Linked DNA regions of Homo sapiens: region 1 is linked to region 2. A link is a loop called in an ENCODE intact Hi-C map of the cell type or tissue named here. Cell type or tissue: Panc1. All regions are shown on one strand. Each heading gives the region's core, and the rest is flanking DNA. Links, peaks and the distances in the headings are about the cores only. Region 1 overlaps PLEKHA8 (pleckstrin homology domain containing A8). Region 2 has its middle 59 kb from the start of WIPF3.

What was found. Peaks named below come from ENCODE experiments on the same cell type or tissue, not always from the same donor. Only the 100,000 strongest peaks of a DNase experiment are listed, where the experiment ranks them.
Region 1: a loop joins it to region 2, with 5 times the contacts of the local background. A loop is called at or near these places in 39 of 110 quality-filtered maps.

What each region holds. Positions count from the first base shown.
Region 1 is chr7:30,069,592-30,077,662 of GRCh38, forward strand. It overlaps PLEKHA8 (pleckstrin homology domain containing A8), which reads left to right. Exons shown (of 14, transcript NM_001197026.2): 13 at 4,480-4,541. Among named protein-coding and RNA genes, the nearest start is that of PLEKHA8, 45 kb to the left of the region's middle. In Panc1, for the core only: CTCF peaks have their summits at 5,055 (motif pointing left) and 5,255; a DNase peak (open chromatin) is centred at 4,940.
Region 2 is chr7:29,743,895-29,751,965 of GRCh38, forward strand. No RefSeq gene overlaps it. Among named protein-coding and RNA genes, the nearest start is that of WIPF3, 59 kb to the right of the region's middle. RefSeq lists a silencer at 4,079-4,373. In Panc1, for the core only: CTCF peaks have their summits at 4,587 (motif pointing right) and 4,832; a DNase peak (open chromatin) is centred at 4,617.

The DNA.
Region 1 (8,071 bases), core at 2,029-7,028, 330 kb after region 2:
TGAGAGCTGTGCTGTTTCCATAACCAGGTGCCAATTCTTTCAGAAAAGGATTGGAAAAGGCATATTTTTCATTTTTATTACATTGTTTACAGAGTAAACACCAGTTTTTTTGACAGAATGGTGTGATGCAACAAGAGTGTCCCCAGGTCTCATTGCTTTTAACTTTGTGACCTTGGGAAAGTCACTACCTTTCTGGGTCTTCCATGTCTTCATTTCTAAAAGGAAAAGAATTAGGCAAGGTGATTGTCAAGGCTTCCTACTTAGAAATTTTGACTCAGTTTCTGGGGAACTGACACATCTCAAAGAACTGGGAGAAGGGTATCATTTATGTCTTTCAGAGGCCAAAAATACTCCCAGATTATAGAACATGCATGATGATAATGAATGGGTATTACAGTGAAGATTAATGTATTTCATTATCTAATCTTCTCTAGGTAACCAAAATAGGTCAGGCTTAGACTTCATCTTATTTTAATGCCATCAGTCTCACATGGCAGGGATATTTGCAGCGTAGAAGTCAGCTAAGGACTTTGGGAAGTGTTTTTTTTTTTTTATGACTTTTATTTCATTTGTTGGTTTTAAATTGCAGCAATGATCTCAGTCAAGACCCAGCCCAAATTCTTTTGACACACCTTCTCCCATTAGGTCATCTGGCCCACATTTTGCCAGGTGGAACTCTCCTTTGGCAAGGTATAAGCATAACAAGGAACAGCTTCTTTGTCTACTAGGGCCAAGTGGGAAGACAGATGTGCTGCTGTACAAACACTCTCCCATCCTTAAGCCAGACTCCCCATGCTGTTTGGACTCACAGCACCTTTGTCTTCCTTGTCTTTTTGCTGTCTTTTAGAAGAGGGCATGGAAAAGAGTTTCTAGGCTTTTTTGAACGGTTAACTTGAATGGCAATGTATAGGAAAGGTATAAGGTCTCTGAGGTTGGCATAGCAGCGAATCCAGAGCTTTTTTTTTTTTTTTTGAGACAGAGTTTCTATGTCGCCCTGGCTGCTGGACTGCAGTGGCGTGATCTCGGCTCACTGCAACCTCTGCCTCCCAGGTTCAAGCAATTCTCTGCCTCAGTCTCCCGAGTAGCTGGGATTACGGGCACCCACCACCACACCTGGCTAATTTTTATATTTTTAGTAGAGACAGGGTTTCACCGTCTTGTCCAGGCTGGTCTTGAGCTCCCAACCTTGTGATCCACCCGCCTCGGCCTCCCAAAGTGCTGGGATTATAGGCGTGAGCCACCACCGTGCCTGGCCCAGAGCTCTTTTAAACAAGCATTCTGTCTAGCCAGGTGGGCCTTGGAGCTGGAGGCTCAGGCACCAGGATAGCTGTTACTTGCTACAGACTGTAAAGAAGTGTGAATTTCAACTTGTTATTTCCCTACCACAATTCTGAATCAGAATGATCATGACTTTGCTGACAGAAGAAGGTAATGTTCTCTGTACAGGGGGAAAAAACTAGCAGAATATTTTTCCTGAATACCCACTGTGGTTATCTCTGGGAGAAAGGATTATAGGTTTCTTTAGTTCTCTCCTTTTAAAATATTTTCCTTATTTTCAACAACGGACATCAATCATGAAACCCAAAAAAAGCGATAAATGTTATATTTTTCAAAACTTCCACTGTGCCTTAGGTGGAAGATCAGAATCTTTGACATGATGGATAAAGGTCCTCACAATTTGGCCCAACCCAGTTTGCAAGCTCTGGTGTTCTTCAGATCCAATGAATTTTGCTCACCATCGCCCAGCATGCCATGAGCTCTCACAACGCTGTGATGCTCGCTCTGTCTGCCGCACCATCTACCACTCTGCTCTCTACCCTACCCAGCCTTCGGGATTCCTTCTGAGAATTCTTTGTGTCCACACGCCTCACCCCCAACCCAGACTGGATTAGTTTCTCCCTTCTTACTGTTCCTGTAGCACTGCATACAGATAGCTACTCTAGCAGTTATTGACTTATACAATAATGATTGTTAAATGACTGGCTCTTCTATAAACCATCAACTTCTTGAGGACAGGGAATTGACTGAATTTAAATCACCTAAAGATACTACTGTGTGGTAGACTTGCCCTGAATTCTTGTTGAATAGAGCAGGTGTTCATGGTAGATATCCACCAGCAGATTTTAATGGTATTTCTTTATTTATAATGGCATTTAATGCCCTGCATGGAATACTGACACAAGAAAGAAAGGATTCACAGTATCTTACCTTGGTAACTTACCTCAGGATGTTTTCCATGGACCTGTACACCCTCTTGCCAGCCCAGATGGCTGCTCAAATGGTTGAAAATTTGGTTGTCTTGCTGGTTTTTATCAGAGGCTGTACCTAGTATTCTCTGCCCATCTGTACTGTACGCTTTGTGAATCAGCAACCCCTTTCTTCACATTTCTCAGGATATCCTCACTAAGGTCTTGTATGCCATCTGAAATTTCCCTGATGCCATGTCTTCTTACAGGGAATCACCTACGTTTTGTTTGGTTTACATTGAAGACATGTATCTTTGATCATGCCCTAGTTTACTCAGACTGTTCTCCTAAGAAAAAAGTTTAATTTTGGGTTCTCCTTTAGGCTCTAAGAGTCTTCTTCATACTTGAATGTATTAATTATCACTTATTGCTTCTGCTTTAGCTTTAACACACTGGATACTGGCATTCCAGCATATTCCTAAGCTTTAGAGAGCCAAAGGAATCTGTTGTTCTATTTCACATGTACAGTCTTTTATATAAAATATATTGCAATATGTATTGAGTATGTATTTTATATAACATATAATTGCATTTTGTGAAAATTTGAATATGTAAAATTGAAATAGGATATTCTAAAAGTATTAATAAAGCCTCACTCCAATTTTAAAATAAAGTTGACTAGAATGACATAATTTCAAAGCTGGAAGGCTTGAGTTGATTGTAAACTGGGTTGAAGCTGTAGCCACATGGCAGTGCCATTTTGGCCAGTAAAATGCAAATAAATACCTGACTTCCCTTGGCAATGTCCTGTGAACCACGTTGCTTTTCACTGCATAGGAACTTGTACTTGTGGTTTTAGTGTCTGTTTATCTGTTATTTTAACATCTTCTCTTGTTAGAATTGAAAATATTTTTGTAGGCTTAGAATGTCACACTAAGCATTCATGAAATGGTGGTAGTACTTGTGCTGGTGCTAAAACTAGCACATGAAAATAAATATGCTTGGAATAGAATTTAGATATGGAGAAACATGAAGAAGGTCAAATAGCCCCCATGGTACACTGTGCTGTTAATTTAGAAATGAGTGCTCTGTTGCTACTGGAGATGATGCTTAGGAAATAAAGTGGAACATTGAAATAAAAATGCACCATGGTGATGTAGATCTGTGCCTCCTGAGAATGCATTTAATCCTGTGGAGAAATCAGTTTTGAATTTTGCATATATTGAATTATTCAAATTTCAGGAACGCATCCTTTGCATAAAATGCATCCATCTGGTTCTTGGGATTTTTTTCATAATTAAAATTATGATATGCCAGTTTCAAAATCTCCTTTTAAAATACATTGGGACAAAAATTATAGATTAAAGTATGAAACATGAATGGCTTTTATTAATATAGTTCTCACCAATTACTTTAGCTTAATAACTTCAAGCCATTCTTTCCATAAATATTTTTGAAGGTTTCTAGCTTAAATACTGTATATCCAGGGTCATAGGGTCATTTAGGACAAACATTTGGCATCCCAGAATAGAATGTTAAAATTGGAAAAAATCTTAGAGATTATTTTACAAAGGAGGAAACAGATGGTTAGAGAGGGCAGCTAAGGGACTGGCTCACGGTCACAGAACATTTCAAAGTATTTCTAATTGTATTGTCTCAATTTTTCAATATCCTTTCCTCCCTCTTTGTTTCTTTATATGTATTGACCTTTTCCCACCATGATAATAAGCTGAAGTTCAGATATATTGATTGACCCAGAGTAAGAGTGGAAGTATTTGTGTTTCTTAAAAAAAAAAAAAAAAAAAAAAAAAATTCCATGTGAGCTTTTTTACTGCTTTAGATTTTTTGGGTCCAAAATCTTGTAATTAGATTTTTTTCATAATTTCCAAATACCAATAGTATCGTGCTACTATGCATTATACAAATATGGCCAAGAATGGTGGTGCACACCTGTAGTCCCAATGCTTTAGGAGGGCAAGGTGGGAGGATCACCTGAGCCCAGGAGTTCCAGAACAGCCTGGGCAACATAGCGAGACCTCATCTCTACAAAAAATTAAAAATAATTAGCTAGGCATGGTCATCCACACCTGTAGTCCTAGCTACTCGTGGAGCTGAGGCAGGAGGATCACTTGAGCGCAGGAGTTCAAGGCTGCAACTATTATCACACCACTGTACTCTAGCCTAGGTGACAGAGCAAGACCCTGTCTCTTTAAAAAAAAAAAAAGTACATTATACAAATAGCACATCAAATTCTGATGAAAGTGTTCCTCATGGAGTTTTTCTTCTTTTCAAGATAATGCATATGGTAAAACATTGCGGCAACACCATGGCTGGGTAGTTCGAGGGGTTTTTGCGGTAAGTGATCCTTCTTGTCTCCTATTATTAACTGTATTGGGTATGCCAGTGGCTAGGGCTAGAAATCTCTTCTTACCCAGTTATTTATCTAGTCATGATTGTCAGAAACAAAGTTGTGTGTGTGTGTGTGTGTGTGTGTGTATGTGTGGTGTTTTTGTTTGCTTTGTTTTTGAGGATAAGAACAAAATGTTATTTATTTCATTTACGTTTATAGGCCTTTGGTGTGTGGAAATGTCAGCAGTAAAAAGTGTCTGGAATAGCAAAGACTGTTAAAGAAATATGAATAAAAGAGTTGATGCTTTACCCTAGCCAATTCTAATTACTCTAGCCAATTCCAATGACCTTGTGAAGATTTGCCTCATAAGTGGTTGCCTTTCTGATAAGGTAGTAAAAAGCTTAAGTATCCTAGCAGAAGTACGTAGGAAGCAGTGATCCTAAATACTTATCATTGAAGGGAAATGATGCATTCAGGTGATGAAGTCAACCTAATAGCTCCCTCTGCTGCCCATTGTATTCATTCCTTTTAATTCTTAGGTCTTAGTTGATTTTTTTTTCACTAATTGAATTTTGTCCTTGAATATTAACTGTATTGGGTGTGCCAGTGGCTAGGAGGGCTAGAAATCTCTTCTTAGCCAGTTATTTTCATTGTGAAGGTGTTTTGTATTCATGTGTTTTGGCTCTGATTACCCACCACCCTCTTCTTCCCAGCATGTTTAACTAGGAAGAACACAAACCTGAGACTCTTAGTCTCCTGGGGAAGTCACTTAGACTGCTTTATAAAATAGCAGGAGTAGATGGCTCCTTTATGTCAGCAATACACTCTGTGATTCTTCCCATCCAGGAAAAGGTCAGTCTTAGTCAAATCTAGTCATGAAAAGGCAGTCTCATGCAGTTGTATGTCAGGAAACCTCATAGAATGTACTCACATTCTTTGGAAGGTTGGGGAATAAAGTAGCCTTGCAGATGGTATCTTTTACTGATGTAAAGGATGCATCATTTGCCTAAAGAAAGAACTGTTTGGGTCGTGCTTTATTAGGGAGGGCGGTAAAGTGGGAAGAATGTACACTACAACAAATCAGATTCTAATGAAAATGAAATATTTTTTGAAAGCATGGAGATTAAAGCTCCATATCCCATTCACTGTTCACTGGGATAGGTGCTGGACCAAATGAAGCTACAGACTGCTCACCCTTACCTTCAATACACCTTGAATAATCATAATGGCTACCATGTAGCTATTGGACACTTGTTGTGTACCAGGCATTCTTAACAGGTACTTTCATATTCTTTATCTTAATTCTCAGGATTAACTCCCACTATTTTACAAATTCAGAACAATTAATTCCAGTCCCCAAGTACCAGAGTGAGGCTATGTCAGAGCCCAGGTCTAAACTCAGATCTGTTATCTCCAAGGTGCTAGTGCTTACCTCCATTAGAGCTCTCTGCAGTGAAGACACAATCACTGAGAGGCCTCTACTGAGTTCTTAGGCAATGGATGCTCACTGTGGTCATTGATCTCCCTGAATGAATATTGTGATTATTGTGATTGCTAGCTTGTGCCTGACACTTGAGTTGCCCCAAAACAAGTGTGGGGGGAAGGGTTCAGTATAGAATGCAAAATTTAATCCTGAAATATTGATGATCCCAGAGATATTGTCAATAAGAATGCAGCTATAGTAGAAAACTTATCAGCATAAATCTTTTTTTCCTTTACCCTGTACTTTAATGGATGCAAAGCATAAGTCTTTAGGAGGACTTTTTAACTTTATTATACTAATTTAGACTCATAAAAAATTTTAGAAATCATGGTAGAAAGAGAAGAAATTAAAACTGTCCATATTTTCCTTTTTTAACATTTTTGTATTTTACTGTCTTAGCTTTTTAATTTACATATTCTTTTAAATATTGATCTATTTTATATACTTAAATATAATATAGATGTTTATACATGCATATAGTATATGTGTATAATTGTCTTTATTTTGTATACTTACTCTGTATATGTATATACATTTTTTCTACCTTTAGCTTGTATAATTTTATATCCCCCCAACTGAATAGAATCTATCATTATCATTTTTAAATGCCATAAAATAGTCTTTGAAAAAAACACTATTTTTAGTGTCTGTATAATATTTTCCTAGTATGGAGATATCATAATTTATTTGCTCAGTCCTCTGTGTGAGAGACTTAAACTGCTTCTAAGTTTAGAATAAAACAGGTTAGAAATAAAACAGCATCTGTTTATATGCATTTTTGAATAAAATTCTTATTTCTTCAAAATAAATTCCTAGTAGAACTGCTATGTCGAATACTAAGAACTACAACCACAGTTTACAGTTTTGAGCACTTAACATGCACTAGATGTTGTTTTAAGTGCTTGACATACATAAATTTCTAAGTCTCATAATCCTGAGATAGATTCCATTATTTTCCCTGCTTATAGACAGAGAAACCTGAGACACAAAGTGATGAGGTAATATACCCAAGGTTGTAGAGTAAAAACATCTTGAAGGCTTTAAATATTATTGCCAATAAAGGTGCTGGTTTTTAAGAAAATAGATTATGTAATGCATTTGGCAACAGCCTTATCAATAGAGGAGTTAATTCTGTAGCTAGATTGGCCTTTTCACCCTATTACTCTCCAAGTCATGCCTACTTTGGAAGGTTTATAAGTTTTCTAACATGCTAACTTGCAGAGCCAAATTCATGTTAACTAATCTCGGTTGCTGAGGGAAACATTGTTTACATCCAAGGAATTTGACTTATTTATCAGCCAAATAGTGACCTTTTAATCTTTCAGCAGTTATACTCTACTGAGCTGATAGCCATTTCAGGCAAGGTGGCTGCCTCCATCTTGGTCACTAACTAGCCTTCATTTGACCTTTTTGGTTTCCTCTTCAATCAGACTAGACAGTTGAACTCTATTACTGGTTCTCCCCTTTTTTTTCTAGAGTGCTGATGGCTGAGTGTAGAATTCTAGGTTAATAAACATTTTCCCTCCAAATTTTGAAGGCATTCCTCTATTGTCCTCCAGCTTCTACTGTTACTATTGTGAAATCCTATTCTATTATATATAATCTGTTCCTTGTCCCTTTCGAAATGTTTTAGATTGTTTTTCCCCACATTCTGAAATTTCATGATGTGCCCTTTTGGTCTTTATCATTCATTATGCTGAGCACTTGATTAGGTCTTTAAATCTGGAGACTCCTATCCTCCAGTTCTGGGAGATTTTCTTTTGTTATGTTTTTGGATAACTGCCTTCTCTTAATTTTCAGTTTTCCCACTCGCTTGTACTTTGACCATTATCTTAAGTATTTATCATGTGCCAGGCAGTGGGCTAAACACTTCCTACAGATCCCATTAATGCTTAAAATAAGGAAAGTGGTATTAGTCTTCTTCTATAAATAAGGAAACTGAGATTCTAGGAAGTTAAGCACTTTGCATAAATTCCTCAAACTGGTATGTGAAAGATCTGAGATTCAAGTCCAGGTCTGCTTCATCTAAGTCTGTGCTTTAGCCACTGCATG
Region 2 (8,071 bases), core at 1,645-6,644:
GAAAAGCCAGCTGTAAAACCAGCCAGGGTGGGAGCCCAAGGCCATCCAGTAGATGAGAGCTGTCTAATGGTCTAATGCCCACGTCTCCTCCGCCCTCTGGCCTTGGCCTTGGGAAGCAACGCTCAGCAAGGGAGAGGCGGTGGGGATGGGCAAGGAGCAAGACAGATGGTCACACCTGTCTCCCCAAAAGCAGACAGCCAAGGACTGCACTCTGTAGCAGGAAAAAGATGTTCTGTCTTTAAGCACTACATTGTTAATTAATATCTTGGACTAAGCATTCCAGAAAAACTTCTTATTTTGGAAACGTTTAAGCATACAAAACTAGAGGAAACAGAATACCGAGTTCCCTATGTACCCATTGCCCAGCTTCAACAATTATCAACTCAAGGCCAATCATTTTTTTTTAATCTACACCCTCACCCACTCCTCCCTCTCATAGGCTTCTTTTCATGTAAATCCCAGATATATAATCTGGAGATATTTCATTCAGTTATTTCAACATGTCTCTGAAAGAGAAAAACTGTTTTAAAAATAAAACAACAACAGACACCGAGGCCTATGCGAGGTCTCAGGTAGGGAGGAGGGAGAGGAGCAGAAAAAAATAACCACTGGGTACTAGGCTTAGTACCTGGGTGATAAAACAGTCTGTACAACAAACCCCCATAACACGAGTTTACCTGTATAACAAACCTGCACATGTACCCATGAGCCTAAAATAAAAGTTTAAAAAACAAAAATTTAAAAAACCCCACATTATTGTAGCCTCAAAATTAAAAACAATCCCTTAACATCAAATATCTACTGAATGTTCAAATATTCCTGTTTGATGTGTAAAACTTCTCATATGTTTTCTTTGTTCACCTGAAGATCCAAAAAGATCTCTTCACACATTGCAATTAGTAATTTCTTGTAAGTCACTTTTAACCTGTAGGTTCCTCTCTCCTCCTCATCTTTTTTTCTTACAACTTTTTATAAAGAAACTGAGTGTTTCTCCTATAGCGTGTCCCAGTGTGGCTATTGCTTATTGCACTCCATGCTGTTCTTCTATGCTTTCCCATGTATTTTCTATAAATTGGATGTTAAATCCGGAGCAGTGATTCTCAAAGGTAGCCCACTATAATTATCTGAGGAGCTCTTGAAAACCCTGAAGCCGGCCGGGCACGGTGGCTCACACCTGTAATCCCAGCACTTCAGGAGGCCGAGGCGGGCGGATCACCTGATGTCAGGAGTACGAGACCAGCCTGGCCAACATGGTGGAACCCCAACTCTACTAAAAACACAAAAATTAGCCAGGTGTGTTGCTGGGTGCCTGTAGTCCCAGCTACTCAGGAGGCTGAGGCAGGAGAATCACTTGAACCCGGGAGGCAGAGGTTGCAGTGAGCTGGGATCACGCCTCTGTACTCCAGCCTGGGCAACAGAGTGAGACTGGGTCTCAAAAAAATAAAATTAAATAAATAAATAAATAAATAAATAAATAATTAAATAAATATCCCTGAAGCCCAGGCAAATCCAAGAGCAATTATACCAGAGACTCTGGGGGGAACTGAGACACAGGAATTTTTTAAACTACCTCAGATGATCCCAGTATGCAACCAACATTGAAAACCACTGATCTACAGTTTTGATCATATTTAGGCTCAGTTTTTTCCCCTCTGGCATAGGACGGTTTCTTGTATACCTTACATTGGATATTCAAAATTTCCAAATGGACGGAAGAAAATGTGGAAGTGTCCATCACCTATGACTGACCAGAGAGCCTCTAGAATGGCCCTATTCTTCATCTAGTGGCAAGAGATGATTACCCCCCACTAGACAAGTTCTGAAGAGACGAAGGGAAGAAAAATAAAGCATGTTTAATCATGTCACAAATTGCCCTTGATCAATGAGCCAGTAACACATAAGTGGATAGAAAAATATCTAGAAGGGTCGGCACAAAATTAATATCATGACTACCTCTGGGAAGTGACTGCGTTTGGTGTGGCAGCAGTCGTGTTTGTGTGTGTGTCCATAAGGGGTTTTAGCCTTACCTCTGGCTTGTAAGCTTTAGATTGAGAATAAAATCATGTATTAAGTCAGTGAAAAGAAAGAACAAATGATGGCTTTTTAACAACAAAATTTCGTATTTTCTATTTAAAAAGTACTCATTACAGAAAATTTGAAAAATAGGAGAAGAAAAAAAAGTCATCACCTATAAATTCCTCACTCAAAGATAAGCATCGTTGTGGAATTGGAGTTTATTATGGTAAGTGAAATAAGCCAAGCACAGAAAGAAAAACTGCATGTTCTCATTTTTTTGTGGGAGCTAAAAATTAAAACAATTGAAGTCACAGAGGCAGAGAGTAGAATGGTGGTTACCACAGGCTGGGAAGGGTAGTTGGGTATTGGGGGGAAGTGGACATGGTTAATGGGTATAAAAAATAGTGCCAGGTGTGGTGGCTCACACCTGTAATCCCAGCACTTTGGGAGGCCGAGGCAGGAGGATCACTTGAAGCCAGGAGTTTGAGACCAGCCTGGCCAACGTGGTGAAACCCCTGTCTCTACTAAAAATACAAAAATTAGCTGGGCATGCTGGCATGTGCCTGTCATCCCAGCTACTCAGGATACTAAGGGAGGAGAATCGCTTGAGCCCGGGAGGCAGAGGTTGCAGTGAGCCGGGATCACACCTTTTGCACTCCAGCCTGGGTGACAGAGTGAGGCTGTCTCAAAAAAAAAAAAAAAAGTAATAATGAATAAGACCTAATATTTGATAGCACAACAGGGTGACTATAGTCAAAAATAATGTAATTTTACATTTTAAAATAAAACAGTATAATTGAATTGTTTGTAAGACAAAGGATAAACACTTTAGGTGATGGATGTCCTATTTACCTTCATCTGATTATTACACATTGCATACCTGTATGAAAATATCTCATGTAACCCATAAATATATACACCCCTTATGTATCCACAAAAAATAAAAAAGCTGAAAATAAAACAAAAAAGCCAAAGATAAACATTGTTAGTATTTGGTCTATTTATCTCCAGACTTCATGTTATGTATTTTTAAACTTAACTTATGGACAAAACTCCTTCCCTTGATTTTTTAAACTTCCTCTCTCTGGCCTGGTCGCAGCCACTAGATACCCATATATTAATATTTGTCCTCTAACCAGGGCCGGGCACGGTGGCTCACGCCTGTAATCCCAGCACTTTGGGAGGCCGAGGTGGGCAGATCACCTGAGGTCAGGAGCTGAAGACCAGCCTGGCCAACATGGTGAAACCCCATCTCTACTAAAAAATACAAAAAATCAGTTGGGTGTGGTGGCAGCCGCCTGTAATCCCAGCTACTCAGGAGGCTGAGGCAGGAGAATGGCTTGAACCCAGGAGGCAGAAGTTGCAGGGAGCCGAGATCGTGCCATTGCACTACAGCCTGAGCAACAAGAGCAAAACTCTGTTTCAAAAAAAAAAAAAGAAAAAGAAAACTTTAATAATATTCCATAATACTTGTTTTATTACTATTTTATAATAATCGACATTTATTGCTATGTTATAATAATCGACATTTATCCTTTATCAGTTATAATTCTCACAAAAGCTTGATGATGTGAGTTATTTTATCATTTGCATTTTACAGATGAGGAAACAGGTTTGGAGAAGATAAATACCTTGCCCAAAAATGTAGCATGTCCAATCCTCTTTCCTCAGCTAGAGGCTGGGATGAAGCTGGCCAAGGGAGTGTCTTCTCCCTAAAGTTGCAAGTATTTCAGAATCAGGAGCCCTGCAGAGTCCTGAGTTAAAGAGTGAGCCAAAAGTGATGTTTCAGAGAAGGGCAAGGGCTAAGAAGCTGATCCCAAAGTCCACACAACAGACCCAGAGAATCTGTCAACTACGGAGATGAAAGCAGGGATGATGCATGGAAGGGAGGGAAGTTTCCAGGCTAACACCTGGGGTAGCGGTGTCACTCCTGTCTGTGTTTAGTATGCCCAGAGGGGCCAGGTGTGGGTGGGCAGTCCAGAGCTGAAACCAACCCATTTCCATGCACTGCTTAGTACAGAATGCCAAGTAAAGGCTTCCGTTATTTCTTTGAAACGGTGCTGCCAAGTAATTGTCATAGAACATTTATGGGTCTGTCCTTCCGCCCCTCCCTTCCTGCTTTCCCCTGGAATAGCAAGCAGAGCTGGTTGTAAAGGTCAGTACATTTTCCTGGGTGCTCTGGAGTAAATAAAGCCATTTCCTCCAGCCTACAGTGATGAGCTATTCCTGGTTGGGTAATCTTGACCTCTGACCTATGGATTTGTGCACCTAGGAAAGGATTTACTTTATTTAGTTAAGAGTTTGGAAGAAATGCTTTCTGTGTACTGCATAAGTATCCAATGTCTGTTTCTTATTATGTTTGCTTTACAGTTAACCATGGAAAGAATAAAATCAAATGGAAAAATGTAGCAACACGGCTGTCTACAAAACAGAAAAGAAATCTTAAAGGTATTTTAAGAGGTAAAGATGTTAGTTATTAATTTTTTGTTATATACAGCAGCCAGAAGGCAAAGAACCTTTTAGGATGTTTTCCTTGGTATGGCCAGACAGAGGAGCTATTTTGAATAAGTAGCAGCAGAGGGCACTCTTCCTACGGGTTAGTTTCTATCCTCACTTCTCCAGGGAAAACACTTGTTAAAATGCCTGTGTATATATATATGTTAACAAGTTTATGGCCCTTTAAAAAATAGATGACAGATTAGATAGATGATAAATAGATAGATAGGCAGATAGATAGAAGATAGATGATAGAGATAGAAGATAGATGATAGAGATAGATGATAGATATGATAGATGAGAGATGATAGATGACATAGATAATTGATAATAGATAATTAGATGATTGATATATAGATAGATATATAGATGACAGATAGTTGATATAGATAATTAATAGATGATAATTAGATGGTTTATAGATGGATAGATGTATAGATGATAGTTGATATAGACATAATTGATAGATGATAGATAATTAGATGGTTGATAGATGGATAGATATATAGATGATAGGTGATATAGATAGATAGATAATTGATAGGTAATAGATGATTGATAGATGATAGATATATTGATGATAGTTGATATAGATAGGTAACCGATAGATGATAGATGATTGATAGATGGGTAGATACATAGATGATAGTTGAGATAGATAGATAGATAGATAACTGATAGATGATAGATTACTTTTATGGCTCCTCCCATGTCCATTAAAACTGAAATCGTGTGTGATTATATTTCCTTGAATCATTACCACTTTTTTCTTCCTAAGCATATTAACTTCCTATTTCACCATAGAAACGTTCAATATTTTGCTCAGAAACTCAGGGCTTTTGGGTACTGCCCTCCCATTGTCTAGTTTTTGTGCTTTCTTTTGGGGTCCTCTCTGGAGGTCACAACCATCTTTGGAGCATGCCCAGGAGAGAAGGAGGTGGATCTAGTTCCTCCTGGAATGGCTTTGGTGATGCCCTTTGCTGCGGACAGACTACATTCCGCTCCAACACCCCTTCCTCCTGTTTTTTTTTCTTTGCCTCCCCTCCTCTCCCACATCTCTATTCCTCCCAGCCTTTCTTCACTCCTCTGTATGCCCATCATTCTCCTCCACCTCCAAGGTCACAGGCATCACCATGTAAGCCTCCCATCCCAGAAAACCAGCCTCCAAGATAACCCCATGATCCCCACCTCCTTGTGTGTACGTCCTTGTGTAGGACCCTCCTGCATTCAGCGGGGCTGAGCTGTGTTAGCACTGGGATATATGGCAATGACAAGGCGGCATGTGACTTCCAAAGTTAAGGTCACTTTGCTCTCTCGGATCACTAAGCCAGTTGTCATGTTGTGAGGAGGCTCAAGTTGTCCTGTGGTGGGTCCCTGTGACAAGGAACTGAGCTCTCCTGCTGACAGCCAGCAGTGCCTTCCCAACCATTAGAGTGAGTCACCCTAGAAGCAAATTCTCCAGCTCCAGTGCATCCTTTAGATAACTGCCACTCTGGTCACCATCTTGTCTACGATCTCATGAGAAACCTCAGCCAGAACCACCCAGCTAAGTTGCCTCTGAATTCCTGAGCCACAGAAACTAGGAGATAATAAATGTTTACTGTTTAAGACTCTAAATTTGGAGTAATTTGCTATTCGGCCATAGAAACTAACACTCATTTCATCGTACCTGACACTGCTATCTCCGTGGTTTCATGTCCTTGTGGTTAAAGCTCTCCAAGGGCTCATCGTTAATTTCAGGATAAAATCCAAATCCCTTAACATAGCATAGGTCTTTTACAAACTGCCTCCTGTGTGCCTATGAGCCCCATCCCGCCCACTCTGCCTTTCCTCCCTGCATCACTCCAGCTACTCTGAAACACACTGCACCTTCCTAAATGTGGAAAGGTAAAATTGCCAGACTTTTCATAGGATGCCCAGTGAAATTTGAATTTCAGATAAACAGTGAATAATGTGTGTGGTTATACAATATTTGGGACATACTTTTACTAAAAATATTGCATGACACATACTTATTCTTAAAAGTTGTTCATTATCTGAAATTCACATTTAATAGGGCATCCTGTACTTTCCGTTGCTAAATCTGGCAACCCTACAGATGTGAGCTGTTCACTTTCAGCTCCTGCTCAGCCCCCAGCTGGATCACTACAGCTCCCCCTGACTAGCTCCCTGGCCTGCAAGACTCAGCCCAGACATCAGTGCCCCTAGAAAGCCTAGGCTAACTTCTCTGCACCATACACACCTAGGATGGGTCAGATGTGCCTGCTGCAGGCTCCCGCCCACCTGTCACACCTCTCTCACACCACACACTTTGCAAGTATTTGTTTACCTCTCTCCAGTACTAGACTGAGCTTCTTGAGGTCAGGCACTGTCTTACTCACCACGACGTGGCTTCAGTGCCAAAAACATAGTATAATCACAGTTTACAATTACTGAAGATTTACTCTAAGCTAGTTGCTGTTCTAAGATGTTCTGCATATATCAACTCATTGAATTTTCATATCAAGACAAAGGAGGTACTATTAATATCCCACTTTTACTGGGGAGGAATCTGAGACAGAAATAGGTTTTGCGACTTCTCCAGTGTCATTTGAAAATGGCAGGGAAGTTGGGGTTCAAAGCCAGGAGTCTGACTCCACAGCCCACCCTCTAACAAGCTAGACATATTGCCTCTTTACAGTGTATGATAAGTGCTTGCCAAATGCATGTAAGAACTGACTATCCAGCTAAGTTTCTCCAAACTAGATAACTGTCTTTAAGCAGGGACCTTGCTGCCTGTGCCCCTCCTATCTCTCTCTCCAGTCACCACTACCAACCACAATGCATGGTGCCTTCTTCACAAGCAAACACTGAAGAATTATACTGGTCTGTTCTCCCCTCTTCAAATCCTGACTACAGATTCAGGGTAGCGCCATATACCACACCTCCCTAAAAAAGAATGGTTATAGGCAGGGCACGGTGGCTCACACCTGTAATCCCAGCACTTTAGGAGGCCAAGGCGGGCGGATCACCTGAGGTCAGGAGTTCCAGATCAGCCTGGGCAACATAGGGAAACCCCGTCTCTACTAAAAAATACAAAAAATTATCCAGGCATGGTGGCACGTGCCTGTAATCCCAGCTACTCAGGAGGCTGAGGCAGGAGAATCCCTTGAATCTGGGAGGCAGAGGTTGCAGTGAGCCAAGATCACGCCACTGCACTCCAGCTTGGGTGTCAGAGTGAGACCCCATCTCAAAAACAAAAAAAAAAAAGTGGTTACAGCATGTGCCTTAGAAATATAAGCCAAGGGAGCACTGTGGTTAATACTGTGAGTTCTAGAGTAAAATTCCCTGGGCTTAGATCCCAACTCTACTGCTTATTAGCTGTATGGTTTTGGATGAGGCCCTGAAACTTAGATTCTTCATCTGAGAAACGGAGACGCAGCATCTGGAACATAGCACGTACTCAGTAAATGTCAGCTGTCAGCATTGTCATTGCCAATCCACTCAGCCCCACAGGCAGGTATGTGTGGGCCTGGCACCCCCATGAATTTCTGTGACTTCCTCAGCTCCCTTCCCCTGT